2 separate regions of the Mus musculus genome follow, and region 2 is linked to region 1. A link is a loop called in an ENCODE intact Hi-C map of the cell type or tissue named here. Cell type or tissue: gastrocnemius. All regions are shown on one strand.

The links. Peaks named below come from ENCODE experiments on the same cell type or tissue, not always from the same donor. Only the 100,000 strongest peaks of a DNase experiment are listed, where the experiment ranks them.
Region 2: a loop joins it to region 1, with 5 times the contacts of the local background. A loop is called at or near these places in 39 of 42 quality-filtered maps.

The regions. Positions count from the first base shown.
Region 1 is chr10:60,143,825-60,151,824 of GRCm38, forward strand. Gm51802 (predicted gene, 51802) reads right to left here. Exons shown (of 2, transcript NR_168572.1): 2 at 3,719-4,046. Among named protein-coding and RNA genes, the nearest start is that of Gm51802, 15 kb to the right of the region's middle. In gastrocnemius, a CTCF peak has its summit at 4,453 (motif pointing right); DNase peaks (open chromatin) are centred at 4,459 and 7,604; H3K27ac peaks cover 326 bases.
Region 2 is chr10:60,243,723-60,251,722 of GRCm38, forward strand. No RefSeq gene overlaps it. Among named protein-coding and RNA genes, the nearest start is that of Chst3, 28 kb to the left of the region's middle. In gastrocnemius, a CTCF peak has its summit at 3,035 (motif pointing left); DNase peaks (open chromatin) are centred at 1,520, 2,119 and 3,038.

The DNA of each region.
Region 1 (8,000 bases):
GGTATGTGATAATTTTATAGAGAAGATGACACAGAGCCAGGAAAGTTGACTGTGAGACAAGCTGTTGGAGTGTGTGAACTCTTCCTGGTAGTCAGCTCCTCCTCCGGTTAGTGCCGGGGCTTCACACACCAGGTTCCAAATGGATCTTTTCATTCTTCAGGGCCCACGGTTTCAGTGTTGTTGTACCAGAAGAGAGAGTAATGAAAAGGAAGACATGACCGTTCCTCAGTGCGGTTGAGGAGAAGGTTTCTGTTGTGGATATGAGGGAGCGCACAGGCAGAGGTCTCTGCAAGGGTCCAGAGCAAAGAGAAAGTAGCAGATTGAACATGGCCAGCAGAATAGACCAGGCCAGGGGGATGGGGACGGGAATGGGAAAAGCAAGACAGGGAGAGAAGAGAGAGGGCCCAGAGGAGTGGGGGCCAGCGGGTCAAAGAGAAGTCAAGAAAGCACATGGCTGAAATGGCTGCATTATTTAAGAAATCAGAAGTTGTGGGGAGGGAAGCAAAGTTCAGGGGATGGCGAGGTTTAGGATAGGGCTGTGTGTCTGCCTGTATCTGTGGGTGTGTATCTGTGTGGTTTGTGTGTCTCTGTGTGTGTCTGTGTGTGTGCCTCAGTCTATGTCTGTCTGTGTGTCTGTGTATATTTATGTGTATGTGTTTCTGTGTGTGTTTCTGTGTGTCTTTATCTGTGGGTGTATATCTGTGTGGTTTGTGTGTCTGTGTTGTGTGTGTGTGCTTCCGTCTATGCCTGTCTCTGTCTGTGTGTATTGTGTATCTGTGTATGTTTATGTGTGTGTGTCGGTGTGTGTGTTTATGTGTGTCTGTATCTGTGGGTGAGTATCTGTGTGGTGTTGTGTGTGTGTGTCTGTATCTGTGGGTGAGTATCTGTGTGGTATTGTGTGTGTGTGTCTGTGTGTGTGTGTGTGTGTGTGTGTGTGTGTGAGAGAGAGAGAGAGAGAGAGAGAGAGAGAGAGAGAAGTGCTGAGAGGAGGCCTGGACTCTGAGCAGGTACTTGTGATGCTGAGAGAGCCCAAGGAGGCCAGTGTCCACTTTGATATGTTAATAGGTGCCTCAACCATTTGTCCCTGGTTTCTTTGGTCCCTGACAGGAGAACATGGGATCTCTCTTGAGAATACCTCCTCTTGTGCCAGGGCATTACTTCAGAATTGTGGAGATTCACCTGATCGTCCACATGGCTGTTCCCAAAGGCCTCTGGTCCTGCTTCTGTTGCCTGCTGGGTGAAATGTTGTGGTTGGCATGTCTAGATCACATGCCCAACTGTGCAGCCTAGCCATAGGTCTGTGACCTCAGGAAAATGCAGAGATTCCTTCTGGAAAGATGCAGGATGGAGAACCCTCAGTACCAGAGGAGAGGAGAGTAGCTTAGTTTGGAGAACTCCCCTGAGATGGGGCAATGCTATACTTAGTGTGGCTGAAGCTCAGAAATTTTAAAGATTGGAACCTTCATACCTTTTATTTTCCATTAATTGATTTTTTATTTACTTTATTGTTGGACAGAGGGTGTGGGGGAGTAAAGGAAGTGAGAGAAAACCCATGTCCCACCAGTGGTCCCCGGTTGGTGTCTGGCTGTGGGAAGCCATGGAACCCAGCCCATCGAGGGGTGGACAAGGGGTAGTCCGAGGTCTCTGGGGCTCACAGAAGTCAGAGATAACAGGTTCTCAATCTCGGGCATGTCAGACGTCGCTGGACGCTGTGGAAGAGCTGAGAACAAAGTGGGGGCCCTGGGGGTGGCTTGCTCACCCCCAGGGCCGAAGGAAGAAGTGGGCAGGGAGAGAGGGGGTGCTGGGTGGTTTCCACATGGGCAAGAGTCCTTGGTCCGGTCCATGCCTGGAGCGCAGGAAGGCCTTCTGGTGGGAGGTTAGACGAGGCTCTTTAGGGGAAAGCCTATCCCATCGTTCAAGCACGGCAGGCATTGATGAACAGAGACAGTCTATGATTTTAGAGCTTTATTGTAGAAAGGCAGAGAGAAAGAGAGAGGTCAGCCATGGCCACGTGGAGAGAAGGGGGGGGGAGGGAGGGGAAGGAAGGAGAGCTGGAGATGAGAGGAAGAAAGGTGAGAGTTTAAGAGAGTGAGGAGAGGCCAAGCAGCTCCTTTTATAGTGGGCTGGGCTACCTTGCTGTTGCCAGGTAGCTGTGGGGAGGAGCATACCTGGCTATTGTCAGGTAACTGTGGGGGTGGAGTCTAGCCAGAATACCAGGAGCTTGGGACATTGTCTGCGTGACTGATAGTCACAGAATTATGGAGTTGGGGGCTCTGTGGTGTCAGGCACCTGTCTCTGGGAATGTGACTCACTGTTCTGTCCCTTATAGAGTTTTCTATTGGGTCTCCGGAGCAAGCCTCGTTCAACCAAAACAGGCTGCCTTTCACGGCCCCACACTTTATATCTTGATTGCAGCCCCCCTTCCTCCTCTTCTCCCACATCCTCTTTCCCACCCACCTTTCATCTCCTTTCTCTTCAGAGAACAGGAGGCCTCCTTGGGTACCAACCTGCCTTGGCACATTAAGTCTCATCAGGACTAAGTGCATTCTCTCCTACTGAGGCCAGACCAGGCAGCTCACTAGGACCCTTCACATCTTAAAGCTAACCTCGATCCCGCTCAGCCACATGCCTCTGTTTCAGGCTTGTGTCTCAATGCCTAGTTAGATAGAAACAGAAAGGTCCATGGCCCACACCTTCCTTTCCACTTCAGTTTTCCATGCTCTGTCATAAGGACCAAGCCGAGGGCCCACCTGTTTCTATTTCTTGCCACTCCAGCCGTTAAGGTCCAGGTCAGGTGCTGCCTCCTCTATGAGTCTCACTCCTAGAGCCCTACCCAGCAGAGATGGCAGGATCTAACCCTGGTGGAATCCTCAGTTGTCTCAGGAGACAGAACTCTCAAACAATGAGACTGTCATACAGATGAGAGGCAGTGAACACTCTAGCCCCGAGGCTTCACATTAGTGGCCCATTTGTTGTAGGAAGAATGGGACCTCCTGGGATTATATTCTAGATTCTAAGGTTGGGGCAACAAATGGCCACCAGCCGGGTAGAGTCGCAGAAATGTGATATGCTGGGTTCTGGAGAACAGATGTCTGAGATGAAGGTTCAGGCTACTTTGGGAGGCTCCGAGGTGGTCCAGCCGGTGCCTTTCTCCTGGCATCTGCTGCTGGTAAGTGTCCTTGGTTTGAAAATGAACCCAAATCCAGATGCTATTGCTGATGCCAAGAAGCGCTTGCTGACAGGAGCCTGGTATGGCTGTCCCCTGAGAGGCTCTGCCAGAGTCTGACCAATATGGATGCAGATGCTCGAAGCCAAGCATTGAACTGAGCACAGGGACCCCAATGGAGGAGTTAGGGGAAGGACTGAAGGAGCTGAAGAGGTTTGCAATCTCATAGGAAGAATAACGATATCAACCAGCCAGCCCCACCCCACCCCCCAATCCTCCAGCGATTAAACCATCAACTGAAGAGTACACATGGGGAATCCATGGCTCCAGTTGCATATTAGCAGAGGATGGCCTTATCTGGCATCAATGGGAGGGGATCCCCTTGGTCCTGGGGAGGGCTAGGGTGCTGATGTGGGAGGGGGTGGGTGGGTGGGTGAGTGACCCGTCCAGCAGGTCCAGTTATTCGAGGGTCTCGAGGGGACCTTCTCCTAAGAACCAAATGGGGGGTAGAGAGATATGAGGACCAAGTGCAAGAACGACACGGAAACATTCTGAGTGGCAAGAAGGTCCCGCTGTATTGAGAAAGGCTCAAGGCTTAAATGCACAAGCAAAAGGGGAAGTACAAGTACTTATCAGCGGGAGGGGTGGGGCAGTGGAAATTTTTCTTTTGGCAGTTACACGGGGAAGCTGGAACTTGGTGGTATCAGGGTGTGGTCCAGATATCTGGCGCTGATTTAGGGCTGGAACATTCTGTGGTTGTTCTCGGAACGGTGTGTCGGTGGCCCGCTTTTGACCCCTTTTTCTTCTTGGGGGGAGAGGCCCAATTCAGAGATCAGGACAATTGTGTTGTCTTAATAGCTCCCAACAGGTGATCACCCTCCTAGAAGCAGGGGAGATGGGGGAGGTCAGGGGGTTAACTGGGAAGGGGGATAACATTTGAAATGTAAATAAAGTAACCAATTAAAAAAAACAGAGTGGAAAAAAAGAAAAGGAGCTCCTTCCAGCCCTTTTCTGTTTCCATCCAGTCTTCTCTGCATGTCTCTATGTCCTGCTTCTAAGAGAGCACCAGGTTGTGGAGTCAAGCCCACCCAGGATCCAGGATGACTTTTTGGGATTCTAAAACAATCAGTCACATCTGGGAAGACCTGAGGATTTATAAAAAGATGCTGTGCAGGGTCATATGCGGAGTAAATTGAGCAGAAAGACAAGTAAAGAGGCTACAGAGGGGTCCAGAGGTAACTAGAGAGTGAGACCTGGGCTCTGGCCTAAGTATTTCCTCCAAACGCCACCAGAGGGCGCCCAAGCATTGTGCTAAACAAGGCTCTGGCCACCAGGAAGAGCCATCACCTAGGACTGAAAGCTAACAAGGTTTTTCAGGTTCAAAGCGGGAGGTAAGAATGGGGTAGGCAGGAAGGAGACTAAAAGCAAAGTGTTTCCACCCTCCCTCCCGTCCTCTCTTCCTTCCTTCTTCCTTTAAAAAAAATGTTTTGAGGGGGGTGGGTATGGGGGACTTTTGGGATAGCATTGGAAATGTAAATGAGGAAAATACCTAATTTTTAAAAAAAGTGAAAAAAAAAAAAAGGAAAAAAAATGTTTTGAGACAAGGTCCCATGCAGTCCAAGATGGCTTTGAACTCATGTAGCAGAGACTAATCTTGAATTTCTAAACTTCCTCAGGCTGAGGCAGGAGGATCATAAGTTTGAGGCTAGCCTGGGCTACCTAAGAAGGTCTCTTCTGAAATAAATAAATATTGGGAATATACTATGAAGAATTATATTTATCTTTGCAACAGACAGAAACCATTACAGAAATCCACAACCAATCAAAATGCAGACCTGTGGAGCACACTCCACCCTAGTGAATACATCTACAAAATACTGCCACACTTAAGGCTCAGGGAGCACTACAGAAGAGGGAACAGAAAGGCTGTAAGAGCCAGAGGATCAGGGAGTTTGCTGTGAGGTTGTGTTGCCTAGTAACGTCAGAAGCTACATCCATAAAGTCTAACCAGTATGACCACCCAAACATAAGCTGCAGAAGGACAAATCTGCTGGACCGGCCAAACAGGATGGGGGAGAATCCGGGAACCCTGAACCCTACATACAGTGCTCTACGCAACTGAGGCTTGCTGGGGGCTGGAGAAGTGGTCTTCCTCAGGGAAGAGCACACCGGTTGGTTATCCAGTGCCAAATGGGCAGCCCTGAAAGCACACATGTATGTTGCATTATACAGACGTAACAGGTTGTATTTAGGGATGTATATGTCTGTACATATATGCTTATGATAACAATTAGGAAAGAAAGGGCTATGAATTTGAAGGTGAGGGGTCTATGGGAGGGCTTGAGGGAGGAAAGGGATGGGAGACACGTAATTAAATTATAATCTCAAAATTTTTAAGGGCTGGAGAGGTGGCTCAATGGTTAAGAGCCCTGACTGCTCTTCCAGAGGTCCTGAGTTCAATTCCCAGCAACCATTTGGTGGCTCACAACCATCTGTAAGGAGATCCAGTGCCCTCTTCTGGTGTGTCTGAAGACAGCTATAGTGTACTCACATATATGAAAATAAAATAAATCTTAATTTTTTTTAAATTGCATTTAAAACCAAGACTAGGGTCTAAGGATAGTTCAGTTGATGGAGTTAACACATAAGGGCAAGAAGCCCTGGATACATCCCCAGCTTACGTAAAGCCTGCTGTGCCTGGGAGCCTGTAATCTCAGCACTCAGGAGGCAGGCGCAGGAGTCAGGAGTTCAAGGTCATCCTCAGCTATGTCATGAATTGAAGCAAAAAAATTTTTTTAAAAATTGGTATATAAGTAAAACTCTATAGAGTGTTGAAATAATGGCCCAAGCCTGTGGTTGTAGTTTGTGGCAGAAAGTGTGAGTATGTGTGACATGGGAAAACCCTGGGTTCAATCCCAGCACCAAACAAAAACAAAACCCAGTATTTAATAATAATAACCCAGCCTTGCTGTCAGACAAAGATGGTCACTGCCAAACATTTCTTATTCAACATTTAGTGGCCCTGAACCGTACTTGCAAGTTTAACTGAGGCCCACAGTGCCTGAGTTTCGTGTAGATAAAAGTCTTTAATCCCAGCACTAGGGAGGCAGAGACAAGCGGATTTCTGAGTGCGAGGCCAGCCTGGTCTACAAAGTGAGTTCCAGGACAGCCAGGGCTACACAGAGAAACCCTGTCTCGAAAAACCAAAAAAAAAAAGTCTAAGAGTGACACTAGCTAAGGTCATAGTTCAAATGCCACAAGGCACTCATTGGCTTTAGCACATCCTCATCTGCCTTCTGTATTGGTGAGGGCTCAGTTAGAAGATCAGTCGCCCACTGATGGTTGGTCTTATCTACCAGTCTCCACACCTTATCTAGCCTATCCCTGACAGAAGGCTTAAGGCTGTCCCCGTCCTGTCTGGGTTGCATCTTGCTCTTAAACCTGGGAAGAAACAGAAGCTACACAGAGGATTTCCAGTTGACTCCAACTAGAAACTCAGCCCCATACTTTCTGCAGAATGCATAGACCAGTGGTCTTGAATCAGCCGTGCTGTTAGGAGCCATGGGGGCACATGCCAAGAGGTACTGTCCGAATGGGGCAAGCAAAGTGTATATACATATGTGCAATAATGAAAGGGGAAATTCTTTCTTTCTTTCTCTCTTTCTCTTTCTTTCTTCCTTCCTTCCTTTCTTTCTTTCTTTCTTTCTTTCTTTCTTTCTTTCTTTCTTCTCCTTCTCCTTGTTCTTTCTTCTTTCTCCTTCTCCTCCCCTTCTCCCCCTCCCCTCCCCATGCCCCTCTCCCCCCTCCTCCTCCTTCTTCTTCTTCTTTCTTTTTGGTTTTTTGAGACAGGGTTTCTTTGTGTAGCTCTGGCTGTCCTGGAACTCACTCTGTAGACCAGGCTGGCCTCCAACTCAGAAATCTGCCTGCTTCTATCTCCTAAATGCTGGGATTAAAGGCGTATGCAACCACTACCTGGCTAGTATTATTCTTGATAGTGCCCTGGGTGTGGCATTGGACAGGATCCCAGTGTTTGCCCGACTGATCAAAGCCTTTAGGAGCCGAGGCTGGCCACATTCCTCGTGGTGTCTTTGACACTGGCTGCAGGTCTGAGGTGCAGTGATTAACGTCATGAACAGAGGAGACACAGGGGCTGTGTGTTCTCTTCTGGAGTCGGGCTGAGGAGTGGGGGGGGGGGCAGTGTGGCCTATGACTCAGGTGGCTCTGGGGTCCTGTTTACCTCCTGGAACATCAGGAGGCTGGAAACATCTGGCTTCCAGGACCAGAGCTTTGGCCAGCTGATCTTTGGGCCCACAAAGCAAGCCCTTCAGCCACAGGAAGAGGCCCTGAACCTCCCCGTGCTTGTGGGCAAAGGCTACAGACTGCCATGCGGCAGACGGGGCCCAACCCAAACAGCCACTGGAGAAAGGGACCTTTATGGTCAGTGGAAGACAGCTGCTGGGCTGGCAGGGGGTGCCAGCTCTGTGTGGCTGGGGAAGGAGCTGGCAGGTGCTGCCTGCACACTGGCTGCTGTGGACCTATGGGGGCTTGGGGCACTGAGTGCTGAGCTGGGGAGGGGCGGAGCTTATCCTCTGTCTCTGTTTCTTCCTCTCCAGTTCCTTCTTTCCCTTCTTCTCTGACTCTCATCCTGTCCTTTGTTTCTTTGTGCCATTTTTCTTTTAAGAGGCTTCCCCAAAATCTTTACAAATTTCAACCATCCTGTGAGCCACATGCGCCGGTTCAATGGCGCCATGGAGAAAAGGCAGAGGGCATCTTTGCGCCCTCACCCCCACCCCGTCTCTGTCACTTCCCTTCATTCCTCATTCCCTCATGAACA
Region 2 (8,000 bases), 100 kb after region 1:
TGTTGCTGGCTGCTGCTTTCTGCCACTGCTTTAAGGACCATCACAGACTTCTCGGCTTTACAAGCCACACAAGCTAGAGTCTTACAGTTCTAGAAGCCAGATGTCCCCAGGAGTCTCTCTGGATGGAAGTAGAGGTGCCCCAGGGCTTCCATCAGGGGAAGAAGTGTTTCCTTACCTCTCTCAGTTTCTATGCCCTCCACACCCTCCGCCCCACCCCAAACACACCACTCTGGTTCCCAGCCTCTTCCTCCATCTCTAAAGCCAGGACTTTATATCCTCTGATAACAGTGGGAAAACACTCCAGGAAGGTCTGTCTGTCCTAGGCCCTTCCGTTCTCTCTGTCTCACTGACACGTTGGTCATCAGCTCTGACTCACACATGGTCTGTAAGTCATCTCTTCTCACCCAGCAGTCACACTGTTCCCATCTGCTTCATCTCTCAATGGCTTCCCGATTTCAAAATCCAGCCGGTCCAGCCATCCCACCCCAAATTCCAGTATTCGCTGAATGGTTGGTCTCAGTAGCTAAGAAATATGTCCTTAGGTTCAAGCTGCAATAATGCCAAAAAAAAAAAAAAAGAGCTACAAACAAAAAAGCCATATACCTACCACTACCACCAACAATAACAAACAAACAATAAAGCAAGGGTGCTGGCTGGTTTTGTGTGTCAGCTCGACACAAGCTACAGTCATCAGAGAGGAAGGAGCCTCAGTTGAGGAAATGTCTCTCTGATAGGCCCATGAGGGGCCCAGCCTGTAGTGGGTGGTGCCACCCCTGGGCTGGTGGTCCTGGTTCTATAAGAAATCAGGCTGAGCAAACCATGGGGAACAAGCCAGTAAGCAGCTTTTCAGTCATGGTGTTTTGTTGCAGCAAGAGAAACTCTAAATAAGACACCAAGCAACCCCAAGCCAAAAACTAGTTCCACTGTACCCCATAAATATGAACAATTCTTAAGTCTCAATGTAACACGGCCCAAGCTGGGTGTAGCTGCACACACCTGTCAGCCTGGCACCCAAGCAGAGGCAGAAGGAGGTGCCGTGGTTTGAGGCCAGCCTCCTAGGCTACAGAGTGAGGCCGAAAATGTCTGTCTCACAGTGTCCCCCCACCTCCAAAAAAAAAAAAAAAAAAAAAAATCAAGTCGACAGCAAACCTGAGCCCAGAAACCAATTCAATTTTAGTGCATGGTGGTACAGGTGAGTTGGCTTCTTATGGAGGGACGTGGGGGTGGGCAGAGAGTCGTGGGATTGTGGGAGGGTCTGTTTTCCAACCAAACTGGCCTCCTTCCCTTCTAGAGCCTTCTTCGCCTGCAGGCCTTCTACCCAGCTCTCCTCCCCTGGCAATGTTCTAAACCCATATACCTTCTCTGCTCAGCCTTAAGCTGCGTGAGGGGAATCAGGGCTGTGTCCATTCCCAAAGCTGCTATGGAAGCTAAAGAGGGTGCTCACCTTGGCTGGGTATGAATCCTCCCTCTCCGGGGCGCGGTGATGATTAACTCAGTGACTCTTCTGCCCTCTGGCGGTCAGCTTCAGAACAGCAAGTGCCATGTGTTCACTTTCTCGCTATGCTAAAAGTGTCCACTAGAGAGTAGCAGTGTCCTCAACCCTCTGCCACCGGATAGGTGGCAGTCCAACCCTACCTTTTTATGTAATTTTGACACTGTCTCAGGTAGCCCAAGCTAGTCTCCAACTCTACATAGCTAAGACTAGCTTTGAACTTCGGATTCTGCTGTCTCCATCTCCTGAGTGTTGCGATTATAGGCATATAGCATAGTTATGCTGAACTCTAACCTAGTTTTAAATGTGCATGCATGTATGTACATACTTTGTGCTCTTTTTAATTTTTTAAATGGGTCTCTTGTATCTCAAGCTGGTCTCAAATCTGATATGGCATCAGGGATGGCCTCTAACTCCTGATTGTCTTGCCTCTCCTTCCCAAAGGCTGTGATAACAGTTGTGCCCCGCCGCGTTCACCCTTGGCTTTACAATATTAATAATCTCAAGTTTGTCTGCTGCTCTTGGTTTTGAGCGAAAATACTGCTCCCTGGACCAAAAGCAAGTTCATCTCTTACCCTAATTAGTACACCAACCTGCCCTGGGTCTTCCCCTACCTGGCGAGCAGCCAAAGTGCTTCAGTTGTGACTCCCAAATCATTGGGAAAATCCCAAGGGAAAGTCAGAGGCATACATCATTCATAAGCAGAGCCCCGAGTTCTAACCTCAGCATCACAAACCAGTAATAGTAAAAACCAATTGTAGGAGCACTAAACCGGGGGCTGGAGAGATGGCTCAATGGGTAAGAGCACAGGCAGCTCTTCCAGAGGTCCTGAGTTCAATTCCCAGCAACCGCATGGTGGCTCAACCATATGTAATGGGATCTGATGCCTTCTGGTGTGTCTGAAGACAGCTATAGTGTACTCATACACATAAAATAAATAAATAAGTCTTTTTTAAAAAAAAAGGAGTAAAAGACCAATAGAAATAAGCCAATGTGAAGACAGAGCATTAGAGACAATGGCATAGGCTCAGGCTCAGCTTCAAGAGCATCTCTGATGCACACGCACCATTTACTTTGTACTCGTGAGCGTGCACACCGTGACACTCTTGTGAGCATCAGTGTTGGACTGTAGGTGTGAAGTTATGAAAAACACCAAGGAAACAGAGTCGCTGTCACAAGTGTCCTCGGGGCCCAAGAGATGAAAGCTGTCCTAGGTCCCACTGTATGTAGGAATCTGGCTAGAATATTGTCACCAGCTGTTAGACACAGCCACCAACCCAGCCAAATCATCGCCATCCTCCTGAGGCCAGCTGTGTCCCTTGCAGGCCATCCTAGTTGGCCTTGTTGACTCCCTCGTGGAGAGAGGAACAGAGTAGCCAGTCGTGTGCTGTTGTGTCCTGATTGCACTGGCCTTAGGACGGGCAGAACTAAGGCAGAGACTCCATCTACAAAGCCGAGAGGGAGTGGCCTCTTTAAGGTTACCCAGGCCCCTGCCCAGGACCCATAGCTCAGCAAGTATGCAGAGTGAGCACAATAGCTCCCCCCAGTGGATCCTTGTGGGATCTACCCCTTTGTCCTTAGGATTGTAGGAGGAGGTTAGGCACCATCTGCATCTTCCCCAGAGTAGAAATGTTCCATCGCCAGCCCTGGTAAGGGTCACAACCTTGCTTCCTGCTCAGTCCCATGAGTTTGTCCCACAGTGGTTTCTATGCCAAGTGTCATGAAGAAAAGGCTTTTTGTCGGTTCTGTGGGCCCTTGAGCAGAGGGCCTCACTGTAAAATCATGAACACGGTAAGACCCACAGCTGGGTTGTTGATCAGTTAGTTGTTGGAGATCAGGTTGTTTATGCGTTTTTATTGTCGCTTTACTATGTAACCCACAGCGGCCTGGTGCTCCCAATGTAGCCTAGTCCATTTAGAACTTGAGGCAATCCTCCTGCCTCTACTTCCTGAGTGCTGGGATTACAGGCATGCATTGACATACCAACTCAGCTTTGGGCTTTTGCTTGCTGTTTGGTTTTTAGGTTTTAAAAAAACTACCTTTTAAAAATTATTTTATTTGTATGTTTGTGTGCGCATGCATGTGTGCTCCTGTGTGCTGTATGAGTTTATACACACCATGTGTATGCAGGAGACTACAGGAGACAGAAGGCTGCAACAGATCCCCCGGAACTGGAGTTATAGGCAAAGTTGTGAGTTGCTACGTGAGTATAAGAAACTGGTCAAGGGGCCCCTGCAAGAATGTGTTCTTAAATGCTGCTCCGTCTCTCTAGCTCCATAAATACCACCCTTATTGGAGGCTTAGGTTGGCTTCTGGTTCTCTATGTCTGGCTTTGAATTACTGATCCTCCTGTCTCCACCTCTTGAGCATTGAGATCACAGACAATCACTGGCATGCGTGGTGGCGCATGCCTTTAATCCCAGCACTCAGGAGGCAGAGGCAGGTGGATTTCTGAGTTCAAGGCCAGCCAGGGCTACACAGAGAAACCCTGTCTCGAAAAAAAAGAAAGAAAGAAAGCAATGCACAAAAGTGGGCAGAGAATTTGGTCTCTGAGCCTGAGGGCTTGAGTGCCATCCTGGAGCCCATATGTGGTAGAAAACTAGCTCCCAATTCTCTCTGCAAGTTAACTTCTGACAAACACACACACACACACATAAACATACACACACACACAAACATACACACACATACACAAACCTACACACACACACAAAACACATACACACACAAACACATACACAAACATATACACATACATACACAAAGATACACACAAACACATACACAAATGTATACAAACATACACATAAACACACACACACATAAAAACACACACACAAAGCCAGGCGAGGTGGCGCACGCCTTTAATCCCAGCAGTCGGGAGGCAGAGGCAGGTGGATTTCTGAGTTCGAGGCCAGCCTGGTCTACAGAGTGAGCTTGAAAAACCAAAAAAAAAAAAAAAAAAAAAAACCACACACACGATACAAACAGCACCAGGTCCATCCACAACATTGGACTGTAAAATATGGATTTTTTTAACCTTTCTGAGAAAAGAAAAACAAGCAAATAAACAAACAAACAAGCAAAAAACATGTTTAAAGGATTTCAGACTGCCATTGGCTCCAGGTAACCAGAACAATGGAGAATGGAGCCATGAGTAAGGGATGTGGTGCCTCCAAGATTGATTGGTTACTTTTCTGCTTCTGTGACAAAATGCCATGAGCAAGGATGACAAAGCAGTGTCATGGGGAACGGAACCACCAGGCCCCAGAACTCTGCCTTCATCCTGGCTTCATCCACCTTGAACTTTGAAGTGTGTGGTTTTCTCCTAAGAAAATAAGGGAGCGAGTTAATTTTCTTCTTGTCTGTGGGTGAGTGAGTTATGGTTGTAGACTGTTGTTCTGGTCCAGCAGTTTCACAATGCAGTGACCTCATCTGCATGAACTCAGATGCTGTGGTCTCAGAGAAGGCACAGAAGATTAATTAGAGGGTCACTTGGAACAATCGCTACCACTTTGTCTTGTTTGATGTGTGATTGGTTCCTAACTCATCGATTTAAAGTTGTTTGTCTCCTGACTGATGACTTAAATATGATTGTGTTTCAGCTGAGCCTATTTTTCAGTTTGAAAAGTCAACTGTTTTAATTATGAAAAAAAGCAGAGGCTTGTAGAGGGGGAAAAACAGAATGTCACCATGAAATTCTGATCGCTTCTCAGCTTTCTGGCCAAGATTAAAAATGAAACGCACACTTGTATCTGCACTGAGCCGGTTTGCGTCATCCATGCCATTTGTCCCAGCATCTCATTGGCGTCTCTATAATATACCGCAGCGTTAAGTGTCCACACTGTTTAGACAGTCAGGCCATTTCCAACTTTTCCCTTTTACAAACATTGTGTAGTAGAGTGTTTAAATGTGAGTATCTTTAGCCATGATGTCCTTATGGACAAATGGTTAAGATTGGAATTACTATGTCCACATTTATTTGCATCTGAAAAGGGATTATATTTTCTCAAACATATTGTCATCCCAAAATATTTTACCCTTATCTGAGTATATGTACCTGTTTATCCCCCTTTCTTCCCACCAAAACACCTGATGAAAATTTAGAAGTGTTTGCCAGTCTGACAGGCACAGTGTTGCCTGGCTTTGGTAGCTTCTCTGTGGCATCTGTATTTCGTGTTGTTTTCTAACATGTGCATGCTCCTTGTCTACCTGAATGTAGTCTCCCCTGAGCAGTTATTTTGGATGTTGTTGAGGGTTAAACCTAGGGTCCTGTGTGTGCCGAACAAGCGCTCTACTACGGGGTTATGTCCTTAGCTTTTACTGAGTAATTGTTGCATGTAACTCTAAGCTGTTGTATGGACTGTAAATAAATTTCTCTTCTGATATAATTAAACACACACATACACAAACATAGACACAAACACACACACACACAAAAACCACATACACACACACAAAAAAAACACATACACAAAGACACACACAGACAAACACCCAAACACACACAAAAAAACACATACACACATAAAAACACATACACACACAAACACACACACATAAAAATGCACATACAAACATAGACACAAACACATACACACAAACACATATTCACACATACATACACAAAAGCACACACATATACATACAAACACATATACATACAAACACATACAAATATAGGTTAAAGCAGAGCAAGGGCCCAGACACATCTGTTTATCTCTGCTTCTTGCTTTGTTTTGTTTTCTTGAAACAGGGGTTCTCTGTGTAGCCCTGGCTGGCCTGGAACTTGATTTGTAGGCCAGGCTGGCTTTGAACTCACAGAGGAATGCCTGCCTGCCTCTGCCTCCTGAGGGCTGGGACCACGTACTTAGCAGTGAGGTACTTGCCCAGCCCGTGCCCCATACTCTTTTTTTTTTTTGTCTTTTTTTGTTTTTGTTTTTGTTTTTGTTTTTGTTTTTGTTTTTGTTTTTTCGAGACAGGGTTTCTCTGTATAGCCCTGGCTGTCCTGGAACTCACTTTGTAGACCGGACTGGCCTCGAACTCAGAAATCTGCCTGCGTCTGCTTCCCAAGTGCTGGGATCAAAGGAGTGGGCCACCACGCCTGGCCACACTCTTTTAAATTTGTTAACGAATTGATGTTTATTAGTATGGGAGTGGGGTGGGGAACGTTTCTATGCTGGCCACTTTTATGTTGACTTGACACAAGCCGAAGTCATCTGTGAGGGAGAAACCCCAGCTAAGAAAATGTCTCTCTAAGATCTGGTGAGCCTGTAGGCATTTTCTTAACTCGTGATTAATGGGGAAGAGCATAGGCACTTGTGGGTGGTGCTACCCCCGGGCTGGTGATCTTGGGTTCTATCAGAAAGCAGGCTGAGCAAGCCATGGGGAGCAAGCCAGTAAACAGCACCCCTCCGAGGCCTCTGAGTCAGCTCCTGCCTCCAGGTTCCTGCCCTGCTTGAGTTCCTGCGCTGGCTTCCTTCGGTGATGAGCAGTGATGTGGAAGACTGAGCCGTAACCTTTCCTCCCTAGTTTGCTTTTGCTCACGGTGTTTCACCAAAGCAATAACAATGCCAACTAAGACGATTCCACAGCACGTGTGCAGAGATCAGATGACAGCCTCGTGTTCTCTGGTCCACAGGACTCGGTTTGCCAGGCTTGTGTGGCCACTGACGTCACCTGCGGAGCCATCTTGGGGACTTGGATTGATTTGTTTTTGTTTTGTTGTTTTGTTTTGTTTTGTTTTGAGTCAGGGTCTTTCCTTGTAGATCTGGCTTTCCTGAACCCCACCTCAGTAGACCAGGCTGGCCTCTGAACACATAGAAAGCCAGGCTGTTTCCAACCTGGGACCCCAGAGCTGGGGCAGGCAGATACAGGATGCCTACCTATCTAGCTGAAAAGAGCTGTGGGTTCCAGGTTCAACAAGGGATCCCATCTTAGCCAGAGGTGGAGGTGTACCCCTATAATCCCAGCACCTAGGAGGGAGAGGCAAGTGGGTTCTTGTGATCTCAAAGCCAGCTTGCTCTATATCGAAAGTACAGGTTAGACCTGGTCTCCACGGGGCAAGGAGGAACAGACAGACCGATTGAGACCCTCTCTCCAGGTAGGGAGGAAGACCCCACCATCCTGGTCTCCCTGTCTCCCCATTCAAGGGAATTTTTTTAAAAAAAGATTTATTTATTACATGTAAGTACACTGTAGCTGTCTTCAGACACACCAGAAGAGGGCGTCAGATCTCGTTACAGATGGTTGTGAGCCACCATGTGGTTGCTGGGATTTGAACTCTGGACCTTCGGAAGAGCAGTCGGGTGCTCTTACCCACTGAGCCATCTCACTAGCCCCCTCAAGGGAATTTTTTTAAAAAGATTTATTTATTATATGTAAGTACACTGTAGCTGTTTTCAGAGACACAGAGGGCATCCAATTTCATTAAGGATGGTTGTGAGCCACCATGTGGGTGCTGGGGACTGAACTCAGAACCTCTGGAAATGCAGACAGTGTTTGTGAA